Regions from separate parts of the Homo sapiens genome. Here region 1 is linked to region 2. The links are chromatin contacts, found by Hi-C or POLR2A ChIA-PET in ENCODE. All regions are on one chromosome and are shown on one strand. Each heading gives the region's core, a stretch centred on a gene start or an enhancer-like site at or near the end of the contact. The rest is flanking DNA. Distances are from core to core; before and after follow the strand shown. Region 1 has its middle 5.0 kb from the start of ERMP1. Region 2 has its middle 13 kb from the start of RLN1.

Region 1 (6,936 bases), core at 937-3,436, 490 kb before region 2:
GGTCTTGATCTCCTGACCTCAAGTGATCCACTGGCCTCAGCCTCCCAAAGTGTTGGGATTACAGGTATGAGCCACCACACCTGGCCCCAAAACATTTTCTTCACCCAGAAAGGAAACCCCATACCTTTTAAGCAGTTGATTCCATTCTCGCCTCTGCCCTGTCCGTTCTAACCACCAACCTGTGTTCTGCCTCTATGCAGTTACCTATTCTGGATATTTTAAATGAGTGGAATCAGATAATATGTGACCTGCTGTGTCTGGTGTCTTCCACTTAGCACAATGTTTTCAAGGCTCATCCCATTATAGTACGTATCAGTACTTCATTCCTTTTTGTAGCTGAATCATATTGTGAACAAGTTTTTATAATTTTTTAAAAATAGAGAACCTATTCTTGGTACTTCTGGCTTTCTGCTTATGGATTGCTAATGTACCAAGGGGAACTAAAGACTTGAGATGAGAAAGGATAACAGGTTTTTTTACACCGCCTTTCACAAGAAGGAACTAATAAAGAGGTACATACCTGCAAGGGTATGAATGTTACATTCCTACGGGTAGGGAGAGCAGAACAGTAACACTTAACAATTAAAAAGTTGCCCTTTAAGTAAAATATAAATCAAGTTCGCCTCAGGCTCATGTGACAAGTTGCCTTTCATCAACTTTAAATTAGGTTGCTATGAAAGAACTTGGCTAAGCATTTTCTATTGCCTTTCATCCACCTAGCCAACTACAGAGCAGAGGAGTGATTGGCCTCTGTAATGCCATGCAAATGAAGGTTTTAATGCCATGCAAATGAAGGTTCCAACCACAGAATAATAGCAACAGCTGGCACAGGTCTCCTGATCTAGGGCCTCAGGACAACCCTATTAACCCCACTTCTCAGATGAAGAAACGGGCATAACAAAATTAAGTCATTCGTTGGAGGATACACCGCAGGTTACAGAAGAACATACTGGAGTGCTTTCAGCGCAGCACCCATGCTCTGAACTGCGGCATCGTACTGCCTCTTGCATCCCTATTTTCCAATGTGGTGTGGCAAGGTGCTATGCAGTCTTTCTGGCCCTGGGGGCCGGGGAGGGGCAGTGGGCATGGGTAGGGAGGGAGAAGATGGCAGTGCAGACCTGACATTCATAAAGCTGCAGGAGGGGTGATCTGGCCCAGGATCATCACAGTTGGCCTACATCCTTCTTGGACATGTGAACCCTTGGCTATGGCATGATTTACCATTTTAGCTTATGTAGGAATCACAGATTACAGGATCCTACCTCTAGAGTTGGATGCAGTAGACTCTCCCTCCCTCCCAACCTTCCTCCCTTCCTCCCTTCCTTCCGTTCTCTCTTCTCTCTCTCTCTTTCTTTCTTTTTTGACGAAGTCTCACTCTGTCACCCAGGCTGGAATGCAGTGGTGTCATCACAGCTCGCTGCAATCTCAGCTTCCCAGGTTCGAGTGATTCTCCTGCCTCAGCCTCTTGAGTAGCTGGAATTACAGGCCTGCGCCACCACGCCTGGTTAATTTCTGTATTTTTAGTAGAGACGGGGTTTCACCATGTTGGCCAGGTTGGTCACAAACTCCTGACCTCAAGTGATTCGCCCACCTCAGCCTCCCAAAGTGCTGAGATTACAGGCGTGAGCCACCGTGCCCGGCCTAGACTTTCTGCTTATGGATTGCTAATGTACCAAGTAGGTGGGTAGGACACAGGAGGATGATTTTTTTAGCAAGTCCTCATGTGATTCTCATATTACATGGTCCTCAGACCACACTTTGAGAGATATTTGCCATTTTCCTACAAGATCCATTGTTGTCTCTTTTCTCCTTTGGGCATCTTGGAAAGCAGCAGCTGCAGAGGCTATTTTAGGCCAGTAAAGACCTGAAGAAGGTCATGCAGCCCGAAAGCCAAGTGAAACCGTTCCAGGACACAGCCTGCAAGAGGGCTTCAGGGGGCTGCAGGAGGAGATAGCTACGTAGAGGGGGGCTCAGGAAGTGCTGGGGGTCTCCAGGTGCGCACACCTAGATGTGCTGAGCTCTGGCAATGTAAACTCTCATTAATGTTTTAGTTCACTAAAACAATCGAGTTTCAGCATGGAGCAAATTCACATGAGTCAGTGACTCTCATTCCCAAACTGCTGAGTCACCTCCTGTGTCCTAACTCACCTGCCACTGCAGCCCAGTGGAGAAAGTCAAACAGAGCCCTGGGTGTGTGACCCTCAAATAAATCCCTAGAGACTTCCGGGTTCATGGGTTCTTCTCCTATTGTATGAGGAATGTGCTATGAAGGAGGGAAAAGTAAATTCAAAATCCAAAGCCATTAAAAAGTATATGCACCAATTCTTCTCCCAGGTCACAGACTGAATTTAAAGAACAATGATTAAGTGAAAATTCTCTCAGTTTTTTTTAATTGGTTCAGCAATTGATTAATTACTGAATCTTGACCCTAAACTTTTTAGTCTAGAAATGTGCTTGAGGAATACAGGCTGGAGATCAGCTTTTTGACATTGCATTCCCCTCCTGGATCACATCCATGTTGGAATCAATTTATAAACTGCCTTCCTAAGGCTTAAAATGATGGTGATCTACAGACAAGTGCCTTCCTAGGCACAGGGTTGCTGGAGACTGATGCCAGGCCCATGGCTCTTAAAGGGAACACTGAACTCATGGCAGAAATGGTGGAAAGTAGAGAAATGAATAGAGGGGGAAAATCACCCAGAGATAACCACTGTTATTGCTTTAGTGTTCTTTCCTTTCTTTTATTTACTATTCACTAGTATATTCTTATCTATTTCCATTTTGTGTCTTTTTTTTTTGTTTCTCTTAATATTTATAATGTGAGCATTTCCCTCACGTTATTAAACAGACTTTGGTAAAGTTGTGTTTAATAATATATGACGTTCCAAACTCTGAATGTACTATAATTTATTTAACTCTTATTTTTATATGCTTAAGTCATTTCCATATATTTGATTTTTACAGATGAGTATCCTTTTGCATTTTTTGAAATCACACCTTTGATAGATGTCTACATATGAAATTACTACATCAAAAACCATGAATTCTTCTTCTTCTTCTTTTTTTTTTTTGATACAGGGTTTTGCCCTGTCGCCCAGGCTGGAGTGCAGTGGCGCTATGGCAGCCTTGACCTCCTGGAAGCGATCCTCTCACCTCAGTCTCCCTAGTAGACGGGAGTATAGACATGCACCACCACACCCAGCTAATTTTTTTGGTATTTTTTGTAGAGATGGGGTCTTGCTATGTTGCCCAGGCTGGTCTCAAACTCCTGGACTCAAGTGATTCACCCCCCTCGACCTTCCGAAGTGCTGGAGTTATAGGCATGAGCTACTGCACCCTGCCTGTGAATTCTTTTAAGGCTCCTGGTACATCTTCCATAATTGCTTTCCAGAAAGGTCTTTTCAATATGTAGTCCTCCAGCATCACACAAAAGTGCCTAGAAATAAAATGTTTGCCAAATGTGCATATTATAATTTTAAAAAATAGCTTTTTTCTTTTTTTTTGGAGACACAGTCTCGTTCTATAATCCAGGCTGGAGGGCAGTGCGTGATGTTGGCTCACTGCAAGTCCTGGCCCATGTGCCTTTTGGAATGCCCTTTCTTGCCTCCCACCTCAGCCTCCTGAGTACAGGTGCATGCCACCACACTCAGCTAATATTTTTAGTAGAGATGGGGTTTTACCATGTTTCCCAGGCTGCTCTCGAATTCCTGGCCTCAAGTTATCTGCCTGCCTCAGCCTCCCAAAGTGCTGGGATTATAGGCTGAGCTACTGTGCCCAGTGAAAAAATGCTTTTTCAATGTGATAAAAATGGTCCACATTTTCACATGCATTCCTTTGCTACAAAAAGTGAATGGTTTACATGTTTTTCTATTGAGGCGTTGATATTTTTCTTACCGATTTTTGTGCACGCATGCATATACACACACACACGAACAGAAAGAGTGAGAAAGAATAATGTATATAACACATATTATCCCCTTTTTGAAAAACGTTTTTTGAAAATCATGTCCTCCATTTGTCATTTGACTTTTCATCTTTTTGGTGACTGTTTTTGATGTATAGAAGTTTTTAATTTTGTGTAGCCAATATGTGATTTTTCCCTTTATGATATCTTCCACTTGTCTTTTGATTAAAGAGTCCTTGTACTTTTGAGTCTTGATTATTATAAATATTTAATTATATTCATCTTATTTTTGTACTAGTTAAAAAGTTGTTGATATTTGATTCTGAATTGTACTTGAATATTGTGGGTGTGTGTGGATGTGTGTGTAATATGGTATGAGGTTCTAATTTGATTTTTTTCCCCTAAAGAACCAATTGGCCAGGTGCAGTGGCACACCTATAGTACCAGTTACTTGGGAGGCTAAGGCAGCAGTATTGCTTGAGGTCAGGAGTTCAAGTCCAGCCTAGGCAACATAGTTAGAACCTGTCTCTAAAAAAAGAGAAAATAACCAATCGTCTCAACCCCATTTGTTTCAGAAAGGCTTTTAAGATGAATATAGAGTATTCCAGAATCAGAGAATCTCTTTTCTACTAGGCCATGGAAAAAAGGTAAACTGACATAGTGGCTTCAGCTAGCAATGCAGCCAGGCTTGTTCTCTAACTTCTCTGTGCCTACCTAGATACAGGGACGTAGAAAACACAGGGGACCAGCCCAGAATTTGAGGGGGGGTTAAAAGTAGAGTGCAATTACCCTCTCCCTAGGCTCCAAGGCCCGTTAAGCTCATGGGGGTAGAAAAGCTCTGAAGATTTACAGATCTGGCTCATGTGCCTTTTAGAATGCCCTTTCTTGCCAGCACTGTCAGCCCCCAGGTTTCCTGGCTTGTTGGAGGTGATCCGTGGAGCTGACCATTGTCACCAGTTCCTGAATGTTCCATTTCAGAGCTTCAGAGTTGGAAAGATCAATTGTCCAACAGCACCCTGACGCCCAAGCTTTAGCCTTAAGGGATCTAAACAAACAAACAAACAAAAACCTAAAAAAACTGATGGTGTACCCTGAACCTTTAAACAAAGCTGGTTCACTCTCATACCACCTCAGTGAGCACAGAAAACCAAGCTATCCGCAACAGCACCTAGCTACATTTACCCATAAACTCTTCCACGTTTGGAATCCTTGCACTTGGTTTTGACTTGCTCTGCCTGTCAGCTTTTGACAACTGCTTCTTTTTTCTGCAACTGGTTTGGGCTCACTTCTCATCTCTTGGCTTGGTACCTCACCTGATTTGAATGTCACTGTAACATCATGTAAAAGGCATCCTTCTGCTAGCCTGAGCCTCAGAGAACTTCACCAGATACACTGGTAGCCTCTCTTCCAAGGAAGAAAGTACACAGGCTATGGTTTTCTTCTACGGCAAATTGGCTATGGAATGACCTGTGGGGAAGACAGAAACTGGCAGTTCACCTGAATCCTGACAGCTCATATGTCCTTCCACTTACCTTGGCCAAACTACTAGGAAATACTGAAAAGATGGCAAGACAGAAGGGACATGGGACATCTCTATGTCTGTCAGTCAGTTTAGCTCTTACTTTGTCATAAAGGGAGACACAAGCATAACTGCCTGCCAAGTCAGATGAGTTGACTCAACCCCATGATCAATAGCTCACCAGACGGGGCAGCCACAACCTTTCACATTTATCTGTTCCTCATCCTTATCAGGGATTTGATATGTGAGAACTAGAGCATGTGTTCCAATTCACTGTGGTCTACTTTTAACACAAATAAAATTATAGATCAAACTGGCTTTGAACACTTCAAAGACCAGACATTATCAAAGTGTTTTATAAGCCTATATGTTCTAGATGTGGTCACTGTGCTGCTCTGCCTGGGATGGAGACTGAGTGATCTTATATAACATCACCTAAAGCATGACCTTTCACTGCTCAAAACCACCCCAGAGTCCTCACCAGGGCCAGGAGGCCTTCCTTGCACTGGCTCCTACCCACCTCTGTCACCTCACATCTACCAGGGCTCCTGGCTCAGTCTGCTTTAGTGCATGCCTTATTCGACGTTGCCTCTGAACATCCCAGCTCACTTTCCTCTGCTGGAACATTCTCTCCCCAGGCTTATGTGGCCCTGTTCCTCACTTCATTCAGGTCACCTCAAATGTCATCTTCTCAGAGAGACTGTGAGACCATCTCTGATCACCCTAATAAAACAGCAGCTTTTGTCAGTCTCAATTTCCCTGCTTTATTTTTCTTTATGGCACTTAACTCTCTGACATTTTATACACACACACACATGCGCGCGCGCGTTCATTGTCTCTTTGTTAGAATGTAAGCTCTCTGAAGGTAGAAACATTGATTTGTTCTTCTCTGTTTCTCCACCTTAATCAGTATCTGACACAAGTAGATATCCAACAACTAGTAGCTAAAAATATTCAAACGTGAATACCGTAGACTATACAAGTATAGAGAAAAACTGCCTTTCAGGAACTCAGCTGTAACTTAACTCCTACCACCTAGAGTTCTATGATTATCATGATAGGAAAGTAGCTTTTAATCTAATCTACAAAGGATTTCATGAGAAGGAAAATTCTGAAAAATAGTTTTTAATGAGAATCTTATGTGAGGATCTTTCACACACACACACACACACACACACACACACACACACACACACACACATCTATCTATCCATCTATCATCTGTCTATCTATCTAATCCTCACTGAAGCCCCTTAAGGCAGGTATCATCTGCATTACCACAGATAAATACACGTGGACTCTGTGAGATTGTAACTTGAATAATGCCATGTGTACTAAAGGTACCAGATCCAGGAACTCAGATCTACCCGTCCCCAACAGCCAGGCAGCCAGGCATTTCCCTATTATGGTACCATGGGATATTGTCAGACATACACACACACACACACACACACACACACACACACACACACACATATATACATACATATAGTTATGACCATGGGCTAGGCTC
Region 2 (6,860 bases), core at 1,789-4,288:
TTACATTGTCCTTTTGTTGAAAGGAAAAACATTTCTGCTGTGATGCTTCTGAGCTATTTCTTCATTTATATTAATTAAATATTTATTTATGCTTATGATTAATCCCTAATTACCAACTAGACATCTGATGTTTCCAAATACTGAAACTTATATGGTCTTCTATAAGAAACTAGCTTATAATCATCACAAACTTTTGTGATATTGCAAGAAGAATGAGGAAATAAATATGAGAAAGTATATTAGGAGAAGGATAAGAAACAGGTTTCATTATGAACAAAGATTTAGAGATTAAAATAATGATAACCTCACTCAATCTCTTTGTCAATTATTAGGAATAAAGTTGGAGGAAAACTTATCTACACTCCATGTGGTTCTGTTCTTCCCAAGACATTCTTGGCTCAGCCAAAGCAATGCAGAGACTGCTAAGTATATGTGGAGTCTGTCATAGTTAAGGGATATAAATATGGATCCAGAGATTCTCTGCAACAGAAAGACTGTTCTTGACAATCACTGTATAATAGTAAAAATGCAGTTTATAACATTGCGTTACCTAAGTGTTTTGAATGTTTCTTATTCACATTTACATGAGAGAATTGTTCTCCCAGTTAAACAAAAATAACATATCAGGGTCTGAAATTTACAAATAAATCAAGTTTATATGGTGTTCAACCAATCTGAATTTGTGTTTATGGGTAATGTTGAAGGTTCCTTTATGGTGTGGTACTCATTGCACTTTGGAAAGGCTGTGAGAAAGTTCCCATAAGCCGAAGTTGTTTTAATGACAAATAGTGAAGTTATGATCAAGGATTTTAAAGAAGGGAAGACACTTAGAAATAGTCTAGTCTAAGCCCTCACCTTACACTTGAAAAAATTGAGGCCCTTTGTGATTGACCTAAAGTTTTATATCTAGTAATGGTAGTTACACTAAAACCTTTGTATTTGGTATCCCTGGCAGGATTCTTTTCAATACAACATGCTGCCTGATCAAGAAAAAATAGTGTCAAAGTCAAAATCAAATATAATTAAAAAAATTATCACACACATTCAGTCTCAGAGCCATATGAAGTGTCCTAGGGTGGGGTTAGAAGGGCATTGGTTAGAAGAGAAGTGAGAAGGAATAGACACAGATTGCAAAAATAATCTATGACCAATGTAACCTAAATATAAGCCATCTGAAATTGATAATATATTTTATAGACTTCCACAATTTTAATATATGAATGTTCAAGTGTGATATTCTAGAAACACAAGCCAGAACCTTGATACTTTTTCTGCCCCACCATTCTTGGAAAGGAATAAATTGTTACTGAGAAAATATAATTAAATAAAGCACATTGGTCAGGCATTGTGGTGTCTCTTGACCTTGGAGTGTGTCTGTTTTGTGAGAGGATTGGAAATGCTCCCTTAGATTTGGCCTTGTGGATGCCCACAGGAGATTTCAGGAAGTACCCTGCTTATCATCACTGTCTGGCTGTTTAGCATCTCCACTGATTTTTCTAATGATAACTCTGAGTCTGTCTGGAGCAGTATCTGGGCTGCAGATGTACTAAGAGACACAGGCAGAATGGAAGGAGGCGAAGTGAGAAAAGTCTGGAAAATAAGAAGGGGGCCAAGGAAGAATGGGATGGAGCTGACTCAACTGCCTCCGACAGTAGACAGCCCAAGAATGCCTGTTAGGGTTCAGCTCCTGGCTTGGTTGGGGGAGCTGAACCCACCAACCCAATCCAAAGACCAAAGCCACCAATGGGATCCCTCACAGGCCAGTTTATTTTGCTGTGTTAACTTGTTCCTCTGGTTACTCAAATGACCGAAGTGTGGCTGGGGCAGCACAAATTCATCATTACCACTGAATAAAAGCAACTGGAAACTGTATCCCACTGATAAGAACTCAGTGGCATCACTAAGTCTGAGGTTTGGATAACATTTCTGCCTCAAAATTTCTCGGTCCACAAGTGTCAAGGATTCAGTGATGGAGTGTTAGCCTTAGTTAGTTTATTTTTTTTCTCGAAGGACTCCATCTGTGGTCAGCAGCATTCCATGGGTGTTTTCTTCTCTGCACTTGAGGTGGAGGTAGACCCTGACCTGGAGTTAGTTTAAGCATGCCATTTGGTGTTGGGAGAACAGAGTCCATGTTGTAGGAAGGATCAGAAATCTAGGACTGTAGCTTGGTGAAGGTTTCAAAAAATAGTAAGGAAGTAAATGGCCATTGAATGTATGTGAAAGTCAATGGGTTAGAGATAGTGGTAGATATTGAAGTGTGATAAGGGAGACCTGTGAAAGGCTGTCAGGATAATGTTAAAATAATTTGATCAGACTTTGAGAAATACGAGTGACTTTTTCCTTCTCTTCCCACCATTCCCACACCATTAATTTACTGCTGATAAACATTTGACTTGACTTGAAGGTAGCACCAACTTTATCCACTAAGGTGATTTTGAAGAAAGATAAGCTAAGAACCCAAGATGGGTTCTGAGGCACTTAACAGTTTCATACTTCCTTAAAATACTTCAGAGAAAACTTGGTCTCTGGAATGTTTTTCTTTTCATCTTCAAAGAAATAAGAATTTTGGAAGCAGACCAACTGATGCTATCTATTTCAAACTAGTGATAATAAAAAGACACTTGGGGTTGGAATAAAGTTTGTGCTGATGAATAGTTGCTTCTCTCAAATTCAGTAGCTGTGGAAGACACAGGGCACTGGATTGACCTTGCAGCCAGTTTTCTTCTCTGAACTGACAGCTTAGGACAGGTCACAGGTGAATTTTTGCAAAGCCTGACACCTCTGAAGCATCCTAAAAATCTAGGTAAGCAAAGGGGTTCTGCTCAGTTTCAGACTTGGACATGGTCTCTCAAACAGATTATCAATTTCCTATTAGAGTAGGAGTGTTTTAGGAAAAGGAAACATTTCAAGTAGCTCATTGGTCATAGCTGGAGGAAAGGTGTGGTGGAGTGGGACAGGAAACCAGACCCACAGGAAACACAACTTGCCTTCAAGCTCATCTCTGGTCCCACCTTAATCTCTCCTTCTAAGGACCTCTCACAGGAAATGCTCGATCTCTTTTAACCTGACTCTAGCTGCTTATTTGCACAGCATCATGGAAACCTGTTAGAAACAGTTCTAAGTTGCAATACATTAAATAAAAAGTACAATGTCTTTTGACCAAGAAGTAGATGTATTTTTCACTGCTGTGACTTTGTTGCATTTCTAAGCATAAAGCCCACTTTAGCAGGTTGAATTGTGTTTCTTTATCTTAATGTTTCTTATCCCTCCCATCAGTGTGGATATTATCTAAGAGCAAAGAAGAACTTCATAAAATTCTATTATAATGTTCCTGCTGAATTATTTTGTTAAATTAAACATCATATGCTGCCAGAAATCTAACTATAAATTCAGAGCTTTGCATATTACATATTTACACTCTTACCTACTGTTCTCAAGTATACATCAGTGATGATTTTAATTAGACTAGCTTTTTCTAAACACACTCATTACACACTTGAGTTGCTTCAATACTATTCAATGTCCAACTTTTATTCTCACTTGTCACTTTTTAATCTGATTTCATGATGAAAGACCAGTTCTGGCAAACTCTCCTTTAAATTAAAAGCGAATGCATTATGATTTCATTTATATGAAGTTTAAAGCAAAACAAATCTAATTGTATCAGAATAGTGCCTACCCTAAGGGTTGAGGGTTGATCAGAAAGAGATATGAGGAAGTTATCTGGGAAGTTATCTGGGAAGAGAGAATTGTTTTATATCATAATAAAGATGTGGCTTACTCTGGTGTACTCATTTGTCAAAATTGTAAAGCTAATATGTAGGCATTTCAAGGTATGTTATATATGTAGTGATAGATATAGGTATATAGTGATAAATGAGAGATACAGGTGAAAAAAGAATGACAAAAATAATGATAGCCATTGCAGTTGTATAATGTAGGACATGAGGATTCTTTATACTGTTTTGTTTACTTTGTACATATTTGAAATTTTCATAATAAACAGTTTTTCATAATAAAGAGCTTTTAAAAGCCAAAGTACTTTCTAAATTGTTCAATCAGCAAACCTGATTTTGCTAGACTTTTGAAACTACATGCATTTTAAAAAGATAGATATCAAAACTTTAATCTTGATTGAAATATTACAATATGCAGAAGAATATATTTAGTAGGTTTAAAAACATGGTAGAAGTTGAGAGATTGATATCATCGAGATAGTGGAGTAGGAGATATAAGCCTTCAATCCTCCCCTACACACACACACACATACACACACACATGCACACGCACACACAAACATGGACAGCTATTTCCACAAACCACTATAGCCCTGAGACAGCTCAAGGGCCATTAAAGAATCTGCAGCAGCACAGTAGAGCAAAATAAAATGGAAACTATCCACTTAGAAAGGATCACTGGTGAGATTTGTATACCTGAGATTCCAGAAGACAGGAACAAAGAAGGAAGACAGATGCTTTTGGTATTAGCCAAATTAACTGTTGTGGTCCCCAGCAGCATTCTCTGCAAAGGACACCAGCGTCTTTTGATACTAAGGTACCCAACAGCCATTCTTACCACTCTCAGAGAGGAAGACATAGCTGCACTTCCCTCTGCCACCTCTTTTAACCCTGTGTGCCCCAACTCCCAAGCAGCAGCTGCCTTATGAGCGCCCACACTCTAGAGCTGTGTTCTGTGGCTTAACCGCCCTGAACACATCTTAGACACTGGATCCATTGCTATAGCAAGCTAGTTCACATTCTGGGCTTTAGAGTGCCAAGGTCACTCTGAGCATGCCTATGCCCCAGGCTCAACTGCCATAGAGAGCTAGATCTTACCCCAGCTCCCAAGTACTATAACTCTATGTACACCTGTGCTGCCATTCTCAGCTCCCCAGCTGTTTCACAAGCATATGTGCAACACATACCATTACCAATACAGCAGTGGGGGTACCTGCTCCCTGGGCACCAGTGCCACTACTGCCTACAGCCCAGAGCTATAGTGCCAGGATGTGTGCCTATGCCTTAGGACTAACCTCTGTGGCTGCTCCATGGGTGCCACTCATCAGATACCAGAGCCACCATTACTGCAAAAGGGCCTGAAAGCTGGTCCCAGTGCCAAGAGGGACCTGCCCCAATCTACAACTTCCCTGGCAGGAGGAAAAAGATTGGGAGGACTGTAGAAGCCATTGTCATGAAAACCCTAACAACCCTCACTGCTACTGTGGACATTCACAGCATTCGCTGCTGAGGATTCTGTAATCTTCAACAACACTGATCTTAGCTGACGGAACTATGTGGCTACTACCAAGGAGCCACACTCCAACCATCCAGAGCCTTTACTCCTCCCTGTTGAGGAAGGCCTTTTCACAGTGAAACTAGCCCAAATGTCTGAAAGAGATAACTGTTTCAACAAATGTGTAGACATCAATGCAATGCAACAAGAAACATGAAAAAACAAAAAGACATATCACTACCAAGAGAACACAATAGTTTTTCAGTTTCTGACCCTAGATAAATGGGAATATATGAATTTTCTAACAAAAAAATCAAAATATTTGTTTTAGGAAAGCTCAGTGAACTTCAATAAAATACAAACAATTCAATGAAATCAGAAAAATAATAAACAAAATGAGAACTTTAATAGAGCAATTGAAATTATTTAAAAACACACATAGAAATCTGGACCTGAAAAATACAATAAAAAATGAAAAAGTCAATAGAAAGCATCAACAGGGAGTTGGTTAATCAGAAGAAAGAATCTGTGAACTTGAAGACAGGTATTTGAAAATATACAGTCAGAGGAGTAAAAAGAATGAAGAGGAATAGAGAAAGCATACAGGATTTATGGGACAGCCTCGTAAAAGCAAATATTCAAATTATAGGAATTTAAGAAAGAGAGACAAAGGGACAGAAAGATTATTTTTAAAATAATAGCTGAAAACGACTGGGTGCAGTGGCTCACACCTGTAATCTCAGCACTTTGGGAGGCCGAGGCGGGCGGATCACGAATTCAGGAGATCGAGACCATCCTGGCTAACACCCTGAAACCCCATCTCTACTAAAAATACAAAAAATTAGCCGGGTGTGGTGGCAGGCTCCTGAGTCCCAGCTACTAGGGAGGCTGAGGCAGGAGAATGGCATGAACCCGGCAGGTGGAGCTTGCAGTGAGCTGAGATAGTGCCACTGCAGTCCAGCCCGGGTGAAAGAGCGAGACTCTCTCTCAAAAAAAAAAAAAAAAAAAAAGCTGAAAACTTACCAATTGAGTAAAGATATAAATTCCCAGGAGCAAGGTGAAAGGTCTCTAATCAGATACAATTCAAATAAAATGACATCAAGACAATTATAATCAAACTATCAAGCAACAAAGACAAAGAGAGAATTCTGAAAGCAGCAAAAGGAAAGAATAAAGCACTTATAAGAGAGTCCCAAAGGCTAGCAGAGAATTTCTCAGAAGAGCTCTTTCAGGCCAGGAGAGGGTGGGATGATATTTTCCAAGCACTAAAGAAAAATCTGCCTACCAAGAACAATGTACCTGGCAAAGCTGTCCTTCTGAAATGAAGAAAATTAAAGACTTTCCCAGCCAAACAGAAGCCGAGGAAGTTCATCACTACCAGACCTTTTTTTTTTTTTTTTTTTTTTGAAACAGAGTTTCCCTCTGTTGCCCAGGCTAGAGTGCAATGGCATGATCTTGGCTCACTGAAGCCGCCACCTACAGGGTTCCAGCAATTCTCGTGCCTCAACCTCCTAAGTAGCTGGGATTACAGGTGTGAACCTCCAGACCCAGCCAAGACCTGTCTTATAAGAAATATTAGAGGAAAAATTTCAAGCTGAAAGAGAGCTAAATAGTAACATGAAAACATG

The links. A loop is a pair of places that touch in the nucleus more often than their neighbours do. ChIA-PET counts read pairs that join two places held with the same protein, here RNA polymerase II (POLR2A). Pooled maps may share reads with other maps.
Region 1: a pooled map shows a loop between it and region 2 (2.0-fold over the local background). The contact joins two enhancer-like sites. A Hi-C loop is called at or near these places in 1 of 37 single-sample maps with no recorded cell type and 7 of 50 pooled maps. POLR2A ChIA-PET finds 5 or more read pairs at or near these places in 1 of 52 experiments (OCI-LY7).

The regions. Positions count from the first base shown.
Region 1 is chr9:5,834,666-5,841,601 of GRCh38, reverse strand. It overlaps a transcript of ERMP1 not described here. Among named protein-coding and RNA genes, the nearest start is that of ERMP1, 5.0 kb to the right of the region's middle. RefSeq lists cis regulatory regions at 2,129-2,139, 1,820-2,409 and enhancers at 2,052-2,196, 2,019-2,313. Within about 2 kb of position 2,186, at least 7 of the 41 ENCODE cell types and tissues checked have a DNase peak (open chromatin) inside an H3K27ac peak, as active enhancers do.
Region 2 is chr9:5,348,974-5,355,833 of GRCh38, reverse strand. No RefSeq gene overlaps it. Among named protein-coding and RNA genes, the nearest start is that of RLN1, 13 kb to the right of the region's middle. Within about 2 kb of position 3,038, at least 2 of the 41 ENCODE cell types and tissues checked have a DNase peak (open chromatin) inside an H3K27ac peak, as active enhancers do.